Regions from separate parts of the Mus musculus genome. Here region 1 is linked to region 2. A link is a contact called in ENCODE Hi-C or POLR2A ChIA-PET data. All regions are on one chromosome and are shown on one strand. The core of a region is the stretch at or near the end of the contact, and the rest is flanking DNA. Distances in the headings are between cores, read along the strand shown.

Evidence for each region. A loop is a pair of places that touch in the nucleus more often than their neighbours do. ChIA-PET counts read pairs that join two places held with the same protein, here RNA polymerase II (POLR2A).
Region 1: a map of v-Abl transformed pro-B cells shows a loop between it and region 2 (2.0-fold over the local background). The contact joins the enhancer-like site here to the promoter of Cradd in region 2. A Hi-C loop is called at or near these places in 1 of 37 maps with a recorded cell type or tissue (v-Abl transformed pro-B cells). POLR2A ChIA-PET finds 5 or more read pairs at or near these places in 2 of 5 experiments (both embryonic stem cell).

Annotation. Positions count from the first base shown.
Region 1 is chr10:95,179,926-95,185,971 of GRCm38, reverse strand. All of the region lies in intron 2 of Cradd (CASP2 and RIPK1 domain containing adaptor with death domain), which reads left to right. Among named protein-coding and RNA genes, the nearest start is that of Gm29684, 37 kb to the right of the region's middle. Within about 2 kb of position 2,745, at least 3 of the 3 ENCODE cell types and tissues checked have a DNase peak (open chromatin) inside an H3K27ac peak, as active enhancers do.
Region 2 is chr10:95,319,074-95,325,492 of GRCm38, reverse strand. Cradd (CASP2 and RIPK1 domain containing adaptor with death domain) reads left to right here and starts at 1,784. Exons shown (of 3, transcript NM_001330138.1): 1 at 1,784-2,024; 2 at 2,604-2,907. The coding sequence starts at 2,610.

The sequences.
Region 1 (6,046 bases), core at 1,496-3,995, 140 kb after region 2:
TCAGCGCCCCCTTGGGTGAGAATGGGCCTTTGGAGTTATAATGTATAGTACAGCTGGGTATTGAACAGAGTGCTACATAGGCAGTGGACAGCTGAGCCTTTGAAGTTATAATGTATAGTAGAGCTGGGTATTGAACAGAGGTCTTGTGCGTACTATCTAGACACTGGACAGCTGAGTCCAGAGCATCTGTGAGTTGTTCTCTCCCTGGGTGATGATGCATCCCAGAAGCTAAGCTTTCACATGTATGTTCCCCATAGGCTGGGGGGAGAGGGCGACCAGCATGCAGATGATGTCACGGAGCTGACAGGCAAAGCCTGTCATGAATGGGATTTCATGAAACTTCATCCCAGGTTCTAAGCTTAGTTGAACTACACAGGCCAAACTGAACGCATGTAGCCGGATTCCATCCATTGCCTCCTGAAGGGACGCCTCTGGTGGATGGGTCCTTTTATACCCCTGCAGAGGCAGCTCTCTCATCAGCACCCTAAAGGATTTATTTTGACAATGGCTTATTGAGCACTAAACATATGCCAGGAAGCATTTGGGGAAGGAGGCCCTTCCTCTCCTGGGCCCTAGGGCTCCTGCTCCAATGGGTTTCAGGTTTGGCATAGGAAAGCATCTCAATTGTCCTTCCTTCCCTTTCTCTCCCAAATCTGTCCCCTGGACAAGGATCTGGCTAATATGCTTTGAAGAGTCCCAAGGGGCTTCTCTGAGGAGGTGGAGTCAGTTAATAACTAATGAGAATACGAACCTACCCCTGGAATATATGCTAGGCAAACCTCTGCATGCAGTTACTAGGAGATGAAGTCAATTTTGTGGTTACTAAGCCATGATTAAAATGAAGCAGGGTGACATGTCGGGAAGGTGGTTCCTTTGTTATGTGAAACTTTTCTTTCAGTCTCTCACATGTATGCTTCTCATACATCCGTATCTTTCAAAAGAAACATAGAAATATAGAAAAAGGTCAAGAGAAAAATCGCACCTAATGCTCATGGCTGTTAAGGGAATTAGCAACACTAATCAGGGTTGAGCCTGCATTATTTCTGAAGTCCTGCAGAATGGGCATTAGGATTGTGACCTAGGCCGCTTTCTGCAGCCATCATAGGCCTCCTAGGACAGACAACAGCACACAGCCACCTGGCCAGCTGAGCTGTGTCATCAGCTAATGACTGGCGTAAGCAAATGACTTTATTTCTCTTGTTTCGGCTTCACGGAGATACCTGAGTTAGGCTCAACAGTGGTGCTCAAGCCTCCAAAGCTTGAGACAGCCCCTAAATGATGTCCATCCTCAGCCCGATTTGCCTCACGTTCTGTCGGCAGCCTCAAACAGGCTTGTACGATGGGCCCCTGTGAGAATTTGCTGGATTTATGTGTGCTGTCATTGCATTTTACGTGAAGCGAGGCCTATATCCACTACTGAGAAAAATAACTCTTATAAGTCACTTTCCTCACAAAATTGAGATATGGAGAAGCCTAGAGAAGGGCAAGCTTGTCAAGACCAGCAGAACAGCACAGCCAGGCAGAACTTTCCAGTCTGCTTGGCCCTGCCTCGAGGCATAGTCTGCACTTTATCAGGGAGACTGGAGGACTGCCACTCCTGAATCCATGGCAACTGCCCCAGAAGTAGTTTAAAAAAAAAAAAAAACTAAACTGAAAATATATCGGTAGGAGCTGCTAACGACCAGACACTGTGCAGGGAATGAGCTGTGAACAAGAGGGACATGGCCCTGTTAGCCTTTTAACTAACTGCAGCATATGCCACACACCTCTGCCCAAGGTGACGTGTGTCCTGGCACTTCGGCTTTGCTCGCCTTCTGTCCGTCCGTATAATGGGCAGGTGTCATCGGTTTGGCTAACATGGATGCTCTGAGACTTTGGCCTTCCTGGCGCCTGATTCCAAACACAGGTGTTAATGGAGCTGAGATTGCTCTCAAGTGTGTTTTTGGTTTTTGTTTTGTTTTTAATTTTGTTTTCGTTTCAGGGCTAGAGTCCTGTTGCATTTGCAGTCAGTTAAAACATATAAATCTGTAGACCAGGCTGGCCTCGAACTCAGAAATCCACCTGCCTCTGCCTCCCGAGTGCTGGGATTAAAGGAGTGCGCCACCATGCCCGGCTAGGGCTACACAGAGAAACCCTGTCTCGAAAAACCAAAAAAAAAAAAAAATATATATATATATATCTGAATGCAGATGGTGCACATGCATGCATACAGGTCCAAACCCCACACATAAAGTGTGTCTTAAACACAAAACAGACAAACAAACAAACAAAACCACCAAACTCTTCCTTTTTTTGGTCTTCACTTGAGCCATGTTGAAAATATTCAGTACGTCCATGCTTTTTTTTGTTGTTGTTTGTTTGTTTGTTTAGACAAAATCTCAGGATAGTCTATTACATTTATCCCAAAGCAAGGTAAACCTTTCTATTACCATTTCATCCATCTTTGCAGTTCACTTGATTGCCAATCACAATATCAGCATCCCTTCTAGCTTTGAGAGGGTAACAGGTTAAGAAGCCTACCTTAAGAGATGGGGTAGGGAATTGCCTATGACCCAGCATCCAGGAGGCTGAGACAGGGAGATCTTGAAGAATGGCCTGTGTTATGTAAGGCCCTGTCTCAGAAAGAACAAAAGGGTGGGGCACTGTCTTCTTCCTCTCTCTCGGGCTTTGCTGGTACAAGAACTGAGTGTTTTGCTCTTAGGATTGCTGTTGCATCCCAGTGGGGAAGGAGCTGGCGATTTGCCTGGCCTTCAAACCCTGCCTACTACAGTCTTACTGCCAAGTCACGCAGCCCAGCTGAGCTCCATCAGAGAAATGGGCACTGATGCCTGAAGTTAACACTGTTCTCAGCATCGCTCATGGTCCTGCCCTTCTTTTAGGAATCTGCACACTAATAGGGAAAGCATCAATCCACTGGAGTTGCTCCATAATTTATAGTGATGTTGTGGTTTCTCAAACCACCTCTGTAATTGCCATTTGCCCGAAAATCAGCAGCAGAGATCTTATCCAGGGCTATGGGGCCTGCTTGTTTTCTTTAGCCTGGATATCATCAGTCTACATGTTTATATATTTTATTCAGAAGATTAAAGTATGGCTTAAAGGAATATTTAAACATTTTTTTAATTTAGAGAGTAGTCACTTATGTGAAATAATGTAATTTCTCTATTTTGAAAAAGAGAAAAACACAGATCTGTATGTCCAGATGATGTAACTTCCACATAAGGAATCCTTAATGTCTTCTGCAGGTCTCCCGGGGGGTCTCATGAATGGTTGAGGTGACCCATTGCCTGAAGGCCAGCCAGCAGTGGGAGCGCTAGCATTAAAACTGTCTGTTGGTCACAGTCTGCCCTCCAGGGAAACAGCAGGTGCTTTGGAGCTTAGTCTCTCAACAACTGCACCATGTCTTTAAGTTTCAGATGTGGTTTTAAAGGACATGGGTCCATGAACCTAACATTTCTGCCACTGTGACTGTGACGTGTTCACATTAGAGGCAAGCTCGCCCTGCTCCCCTTGGGCTGTAGCCATTTCTGTCTTTATGAGACCTTACCCCCTAAGACAATAAAAAAGTAAGTATATGATAGTTAATGAAGGTGAACATGGAGATGTTATTTATTCAAATATTTCATTCACCTAATGTCCACTTTTCCCCCTCTAATTATGAAGATAAAAAATAACTTTTTCTTATTCTCCCCAAAATATTATGAGCTCTCAGTGCTGTCCCGTCCTGCCTATGGGTAAGACAACTCTGATTAGAAGTCTTTATTTTTCCTTTTACAGGTTTTTTTTTTTTTTAGATTTTACTTATGAATTATAATGTCCATGTTTTTAATAAAAACAAACAAACAAACAAACAAAAAACAACCAATTCCTTACCCCAGAGAGCAGCTATGCTCACCCAGGAAGCAGCTGCACATTTGATGGGAATGAGTCAGGTTGTCAGATCTATAGCAGTTCATTTTTCTGAATAAGAAATATATATTTTTTTACATTGGCAAACAAAACAAAACAGCAACAGCAGCAACAACAACAACAAAAACCAACCCAAAAATGAATGTCATTTGCCTACCCCGTTCAGTCTGCCTGCCTGGCCCCAAGCAGCTGTAGTTCTTGCCAAATGGCTAAGCACAAACGCCTGACTCAGCATTTTCTTGCTCGCTGCTTCCAGCATCATGTAGTGATTACGACTCGTCAGTTCTCCCGACTCACTGTCTCCCCACAGCCCCCCATCCTCCCCCACTCCTTGTCTAGAGCGATATAAAGGCGTGCACATCTACTCCAGCACCCGATGCTAAGTTGCTGCAAGACCAGCTGCTACTTCCCATTCATCCAGCTTCTCATGGCTTCCCCGTACAAACCCTGCATGTAAATATAGAGGAATCCAAGCTATACTGAGAAGGGAAAGGAAAAGAATCCCCACAAAGTATTGTCATCATTCAGGGAACATCTGTCCATGCATGGAGATGATGGATGGATAGATGGATGGATGGATGGATGGATGGATGGATGGGCAGGCAGATGGACAGACAGACAGAAGGACAGATGGACAGAAGGATGGACAGACAGATGGGTGGGTGGATGGATGGGTGGGTGGACAGACAGACAGGCAAAGTGAGATGGGGTGTTTTTAATAGAAGAGCAGTCAACAGCTTTATTACAGAGCTTTATGGGAACTGTAGTTCAACTACAGCCAACAAGAGATGTAGTTATAAACTAGGAGATGGTCTAGAAAAGCCGATATGTATTGTACTATTTTGAAAGTTTGAAAATGATTACTTAATTTTCTCAAACTCACCCACTGTCTTAGTTAGGGTTACTATGGCTGTGACGAAGCATCATGACTGAGCAGTGTGGGGAGGGAAAGGGTTGCTTGGCTTCCTCTTCTACACGCCCTGTTCAGCATTAAGGTTGGGCCCTCCTGCATCCCTTACTAACTAAGAAAACACCCTGCAGGCTTGCCTACAGCTGGATCCCAGGGAGGTATTTCCTTAATTGAGGTTTCCTCCTCTCTAGCCTGTGTCAAGTTGACATAAAACTAGCCTCTCCTCCCTAAGATAATGGGTTGGGGGGTGGGGGAACTGAGTGGGAAAGAATTCTGACCTTTGAATAAACATTTTTTCATTGTAAAAAAATGCTATTTATTTCTCTTTACAAAGTTGGGAGAGGGGTGAAGAACTTTCCTAGTGGGCTTTGTATTTTCTAGTTGTTTCTGTGGTGGAGCTAGTGTTGCTGGTCAGTTCTCTCCCACTCTGGAGTACTACACATACACACATACACACACACACACACACACACACACACACACACACACACAGCTACATACATGAATGTTGAGCTAAGGCATCCTTTACAATCACTCTCTTATCCCAAAGCGTCAGGGGAGAGACTGCTGTATGCAAAGCATTGTTCTGGGCACCTGGGTGCATCACTGGGCAAATGGACGAAGCTCCGTTTGCTCAACAGGAGTTGACAGCTCCAGGGACATTGAGCGGTGCCAGGGACGGGAAACCGCAGCAGCACACAGACAGTGGGTAAGAGGTTACAAGGTCATAGGTGGACAAGGGAGATCTCAGAGGAAGTAGGAACTGCATCTGAGAGCTGTGAAGGTGGTACAGCTTGATGAGAAGTTCTACTTGTGACCGAGGAAGTGTCCCACAGAAAGGGGAGAGCTATGATAAAGCTGTGGTCTGAGGGCGGAGCTCAAGGAAGGAGAAACAGCCATGTCAGGTCCTGGTGAGGCTGTGGAAGGTGTGGCTCCCCGAGAACATCTCAAATGTTTTATACAGTTTGGAAAAAAAAAAAAACTGTAGCAAATATTCATCTCACTGGTTTTTTTTTCCTTCAGAAGGTTTGTGGTCTTTACAAAACAGAAATAATGGATTAACCAAAATTTATTCTGAAGAGCCTGCACGGCTTGCTTCTATTTTAACAGCTGTGTAAGGGGATGCAGTGCTAAATGATTAGTGGAGGATTTAATGAGAACTCAAAAATCACAGTCTGAAGAAAATAATAAAATCACTTCTGAAAGACAGTACCACATTACAGCTAG
Region 2 (6,419 bases), core at 535-3,034:
CTAAATCCTGCCATATGACTGGTTACCTGGTCCTCAGGTTTTTGCTTTGGTCTCCATCAGCATTCTGGGGTCATTCTCTCACCTGTCTCTGTCCCAACATATTCTCTCTCTCTCTCTCTCTCTCTCTCTCTCTCTGCTGGATGTCCCACCTTTTAACTTCATGCCTAAGCTCATTGGCCAATCAGCTTTTTATTGACAGGTCAATGTTTTTATACAGTGCACAAGAGATTTATCTCTATACTCATTTGGATGATCACCGAAGCTGTTGTTGACAGTTATTCACCTTTTATTGTTTTCCTTTTTTTAAAGACCAATGATTCTAGAGCTAAAGATAATGAAGGACCCTCTGTGTAGCTCAAGCTTGTGCAAGGAGGTGACAGTTGGGTGATTCACTAGCAATATTTTGACTGCCATTAGAAGAATAGAGTCAATCATACATGGTTGTGTGGTGTACTGGAAAGAGCAGGAGATCAGAGGGACTTGGTTAGAATTTAGGTTTTACTCTGTATTGGCTGTGAGATTTTGGATGATACAATTGACTTTCCTGCTTCTCTAGACTGCAATGATTTGAAATGCTAAAAAGAATTCCTACCACTTACATAAAAACACTGTCAGTAAGACAGCTAGTGCCTGCATAGAAACCCTGGAGTATATTAGCATTGTAAGTTTGCACATACAGTTGAAAGGTGTTGAGGAAGGAGATTTATAAGTGTCTACTGATATGTTTATAGATATTTTATTTTCAACTGGAGGTACTGGTAGAAATATTCTTTTTCTATTGTCAAAAAATTTTTTTAGCACACACATCCTTTTTGTTACATGTCACCCAACTAATTAATGAGTTTATTAATTGTTTTATTTTATGAAGTAATTTGTGCATGTAGGTGTATATTACTGGGAGTTGAACTCAGGGCTTAACTGCTAGATTAACTTTTGACTAGCTTATTATAGTCAGGCTCTCATGGAGTTTTTTCTGTTAAGATTCAACAATTCATTTACTCTTTCACTTAGATAACGTAGATCACCTGTTCTCAACCTGTGGCTCTGTAACAACCCTTTCACAGTGGCAGTGTAAGACTTATCAGAAAACACAGATGTTTACACTAGGATTTATAACATAGCAAAATTAGTTATGAAGTAGCAACAAAAATAATTTTATGGTTGGGGGACACCATATTACAAGGTCAAAGCATTAGGAAGATTGAGAACTACTGCCTTAGAGTTTTTAAACCACTCTCTCTCTTTTTTAATGTAGGAGAGTGTGCCTCTTTTCCCACAGCAAACATGGCGGAACAAACTTCAACCTGACGTCTTGCGCCCTCAACAAAGATGGCTACAGCACTTCCTGCTCTTGCCTTTAACAAAGATGGTCGCAATACTTCCTGTCTAGGACTTTTGCCCTCAACAAAGATGGTCTTTATGGTACAGGTTCCCTAGCAGTCTGGATTCCGGTTGTAGTTTTAGTTATTCTTTTTTTTTTTTTTTTTAAACGGTACGTGGTCGCAGACGTAAGTAAGATGACTCCATCTTCTCTCGCTGTCCCCGCGCCGTGGCGACATCGCCCCTGCGCGGCTCTCCCGGGGGCTGGACCGGGGTTCGGGTGGCGGTGCCGGGGGTCGGTTTCCTCCGAGAGGACAGTCTGCGGCTTCATTTACCGTGAAAATCGTCGGTAGCTCTAACTGTGCCACAACCACGGCTTTCAGCTGCCGAGACAGGGAACTTTTTACAAGTTCCAAATGGAAACACGCTGCCAAAACAAAACAAAACAAAACGGTCACCCACGCCCTCCTCACCTGCCACCTCCCGATTTGGCGGAAGATCGCGAGCAAGGCTGGGATCCGACGTCCCGCTTGTGTGGGCTGAGGGTGGCAGAAGCCCCGCCCGCCACCCTTGCTCCCCTTGCCTTCATTGCCACCGCAAGCCACCCCGCAGCACACTAGCGACCTGAGCTCATTCAGTGTCCCATGCATGCGTGCTCACGGCCCTACTGCGACCCACATTCCGAATTCTTGTGAGGCTTATCGGTAAAGGCACACAAACACTCATTTTCTTGAGGGTGCTTGTCCTTTCTTTGAATGCTCTATAAACTTCTTTCCTCCGGACTGTCTTCTATTGCTGGTCAGGGTCTATAAATAAATGTCCCTGGTGCTTTTTAGCAGTTTCTAAAGCGTGGGTGCTGGACTAACTCTGGCAAAGCAATATTGAAATCCACTATTTTCTAGCATTTAATTTTATATAATAATATAAATAGATTAATAAATCTGTAATCCTTAGGGATTGCATTTTAAGTAAGGGATCAGATCTGTTTTCTGTTGGCTCTCTTACTGCACAAGGAATTGAAATAGGGCCCCATTATCGTGAGAAGCAGAGGTAGAAACATCCATAATGAGTGTCGTTCATTATGCCGGGAAGTGTTTGAAATATCCGTGGTTTGGCTTAACAGCCGCTTAGGAAACACCGTGGCTCAGCAGCCTCTTAAGATATAAAGACCTGACTGATTTTTGAGGTGCTCATTAATGAGTTTGCAGCAATACACTGACTTTGGGGGGGGGGGTGTCCATCAGCATTCCTGAAACCTAGGTGCTCATTTTGGCTCTTTCCAGGAAGAAATGGAAGCCAGAGACAAGCAGGTACTCCGCTCCCTGCGTCTGGAGCTGGGTGCCGAGGTACTGGTGGAAGGACTGGTTCTTCAGTACCTTTACCAGGAAGGAATTTTGACAGAAAACCACATTCAAGAAATCAAAGCTCAAACCACAGGCCTCCGGAAGACAATGCTGTTGCTGGACATCCTGCCTTCCAGGGGCCCCAAAGCTTTTGACACCTTCCTCGATTCCCTCCAGGAATTTCCCTGGGTAAGAGAGAAGCTGGAGAAGGCGAGAGAGGAAGTCACAGCCGAGCTGCCTACAGGTAGGCCCCAAAGAGATCCCCTCAAAACAGCTCTGGAAGTGTTGCAACCATGCCCAGTGGATTGGAATTTGGTCTTTTAGGAGGGACCAGGGCCACGAGCATGGGCAACGGTTTGGATGCAGAGGGCATGGCGTCGGAGGGTCAAGACGAGGAGGCGGTGTTAGGAAACTCGAGGAAGGAAGGGAACATGAACCCTGAGGCTGAGGGGTTAAGGAGGGAACTGAGAGTACAATTTAGACATGCTTCCAGGGGAACTTGGCAAGTCACATGGGAGGCTTGTTCTCATCGGAGAGCCAGGTCAATCTGAGCCCTTTGGCAACAGGAACCGTTTGGAAAGCGCAGATGGGAATGCAGGCTTTGGCCTACTGATAACTGATTTGTGGGGTGCCAAGCTGCCAGCTGGAGGAGGTCAGATCATGGGAGACAGCCTCTAGGAAGGCATGTCCTGCACCTGTCCCCACAGCCAGCCTCCAAGGCCAAGGGGATTATTTTGAAGCCTGCCTTTAGTTTGTTTTTAAAGGCTGTTGGTGTAAAGTGGCCCTTTAAAATTCAGCTCTGTGCAGACACCTGGGGAATTTTATTTTGCAAGGGCAGTAATTTGGGGGTGCGAGGGGGGGGCGGATCTTATTTTGATTTTTTTCCAGGAAAAAAAATCCCTGGAAGCAGTGATCTGAAAAGAAACAGCTTGGTGCTTGTGAGAGGAAGGTGCTGCGGTATAAATCACTGTTTTCTTCAACTCCTCCCAGATATACTGCTCTTTCACAAAGATGAGGGACTGACCTAGAAAGATTAATTTTTTTTTTTAAATAATAAAATGGAAAGTTAACCAAGCCAAACCAAATCAGTAGATTTCCAGAGTTAAGAATTCAACGTTTTCTGGTTTTCAGTATAGATATGGACCAAGTCAGTGGTCTCCAGAATTTATTGTTAATGGTTTTTAAAAATGACTGTAACAGAGCTGGTGTGTGTGTGTGTGTGTGTGAGTGTGTGTCAGCAGCGACATTGGTGTCCTGCCTTTATGGAGGCAGAGGCAGGTGGTTCTTTGTGAGCCCAGCCTGGTCTACATAGCAAGTTCTGGGATAGCCAGAGCTACATATTGAATCCCTTTCTACACTCCCAATTTTCAAATAACTGTAATTGGTAACAACAACAACAACAAAAAAAATCAAATACTACCAGTAAATTACTTTTATAATTTAAATGTAAAACTATGGGTCTTATATTTTGAATGGTTCTGAGAGCACATATGATAATTATTTTTTTAAAATTAATGACATATATCTGAATATTTGACCAGAATGGGATAGCCAGTTAATTTAGAAAGACCTGGTGAACACTCAGTGGAAAATCTAAAAATATCTTTATTCCTAGGAGCTTGTCCAAATTACATGTCTTTTTGAAACCATGAGAATGCCGGCCTTTGAGGACCTCTAGAATTTTCAGCTTGGGTTGTCCTTAGAAAATTACATATTCCATGTGTCTGAACAAAACCAGGACCAAGTATCCCTGACATTTCTACCACATTATTACAAGCAGAATATATAACATGGAGTTGCGGAGGGAACATCAATGAGTTGTGCCTTTCTGGTATTCACATCGAAGGCTCTCCTGGCCGCACGCAGTTGGAAATGACAAAAGACCCGAATGCTTTTCACTCCCAAAATGTTGAGTTTAACCAGGTGATTATTTTGGGTTATATAAACGTTGTCATGAATTGTCATAGACATGAGACCCTCATTCTCACTTCTTCAGGTTTATTCAGAGAGCAAGAGAGAACTAAGATATCCTGAAGACATTAAAAAGTTAAGGAGAAACGGAGGGGAAAGGCGCTTTTATATCTAGCTGTTTATCTTCTATGTATGAGTGCTGCATCCTGTGTGTCAGTATGGGCACTGCGTGTGCCTGGTGCACATGGAGGTGGGAAGAGAGGGCAGGAGCCTTGGCAGCAGAGCTGTAGATGGTCGTGAGATGCCATGTGAAAGGCAAAGAAACCCAGTACTCTGCAAGCCCAGCCAGTGCTCCTAATGCCGAGCCCACTCCCCAGCCTCAAAGAGCAGCTTTATAATGGAAGCAAAAACCAAAAAAGATTGAACATATCTGTATATATGCTTAGGAAACCAGGTTTTCCCCAAGACTTGTTAACTCTGTTGAAGGGTTAAATGGAAACCTGGCTTGCCTCACAACACAAGTGAGTGTTGTGAATTGTTTGTTTGTTTATTTTATAATTAACTCTACTAGTGAAAAAATTCTGACCTGGGGCTTAGATTTATTGATTTCTTGGTGACATCAACCCATTTTCAAGTATGACTGTAGTTAAATCTTGACTATTTAAACTAATACTGAAAATACAAGTAAGGTAGAGATGAGTGATAGAGTCAACACCTTTCTCATGCTCACTTTAAGAAGAGCAATGCTCCACGCAGGGGTAGTGCTCCCTTTGGCTGGTGCTTACAGATATGGGTGTTTTTGGGTTAGTGCTCCCTTTGGCCGGTGCTTACAGATATGGGTGTTCTCGGGCTAGTGCTCCCTTTGGCTGGTGTTTGGAGATATGCGTGTTCTCGGCTACTGCGGCAGTGCCATGCCTGCCTGTCTGCTGCCAGGTTCCTCGCCATGATGGTGATGGATTCTAACCTTCTAGAACTGTAAGCCAGCCCTCAAGAAACTAATTCTTTATAAGGAAAAACAAAAAGGCGACATTATTTCTAAGTCTTACTAATAAGCCCTGGATTCGAGGTTTGTCAGTCATTCTCTTCTCTCTTCTTCATTGGTAGTTTTCTAGCTCACAGGAGTCTCTTTAAAAGTTATTATTGATTATTGAAAATCTATTATGCCTTAGGGTCTAGTGGTAAATGTGTATATCTATACATTGTATATATTTTATTACATCATATGCCGTATACCATATATTATATATCATGTATTATATATTATGTGTTATTATATTATATATAATAATTATATATATAGTGTTTTAGGGTTAGGGTAGAAGTTATATATTTTAAAGAAGTAGATGCCTAACTGCTTTCTGTCACTTAAGGCCTTAAATATTTATAAGTGTCTAGTTTCATGAAAATATGATTTTGAAATTAGGTTGAGGTTTAGTGAATTGGAAGCTGTGTGAGTGTTGGGTTCTTTTTTTAGGGAGTAGGGGGATGAGCGGAGGCTTAGAACCATGGACCAGCATCAGAGCTGAAATGCCTTCCAACTTAACGTCTCTGGAAAAAAAGCAAACAAACCCAGAGTCCTGTTTCCTGGGACCTCCGTGTCTCTCTAGCACGGTGTCAGAACTGGGTAGGCACACTTGTGCTTCTGAAAAGGCTTTGCAACCCAGGCTCAGGGAAAACCGGGCGTTTGCGAGGCGCGCACACAGTAACCTTTTCTAGATTTCTGCTTATGTTGGTTGTGGTTGTCCCTGGACTGGTTTGGTGCCCTGCGGTCAGGAAGCCTTGAGAAGAAGCGAGGAGTGCCCTTCGCTTAGCCACGCGGCCCATCCTTCCTCAAGAACAAACTAA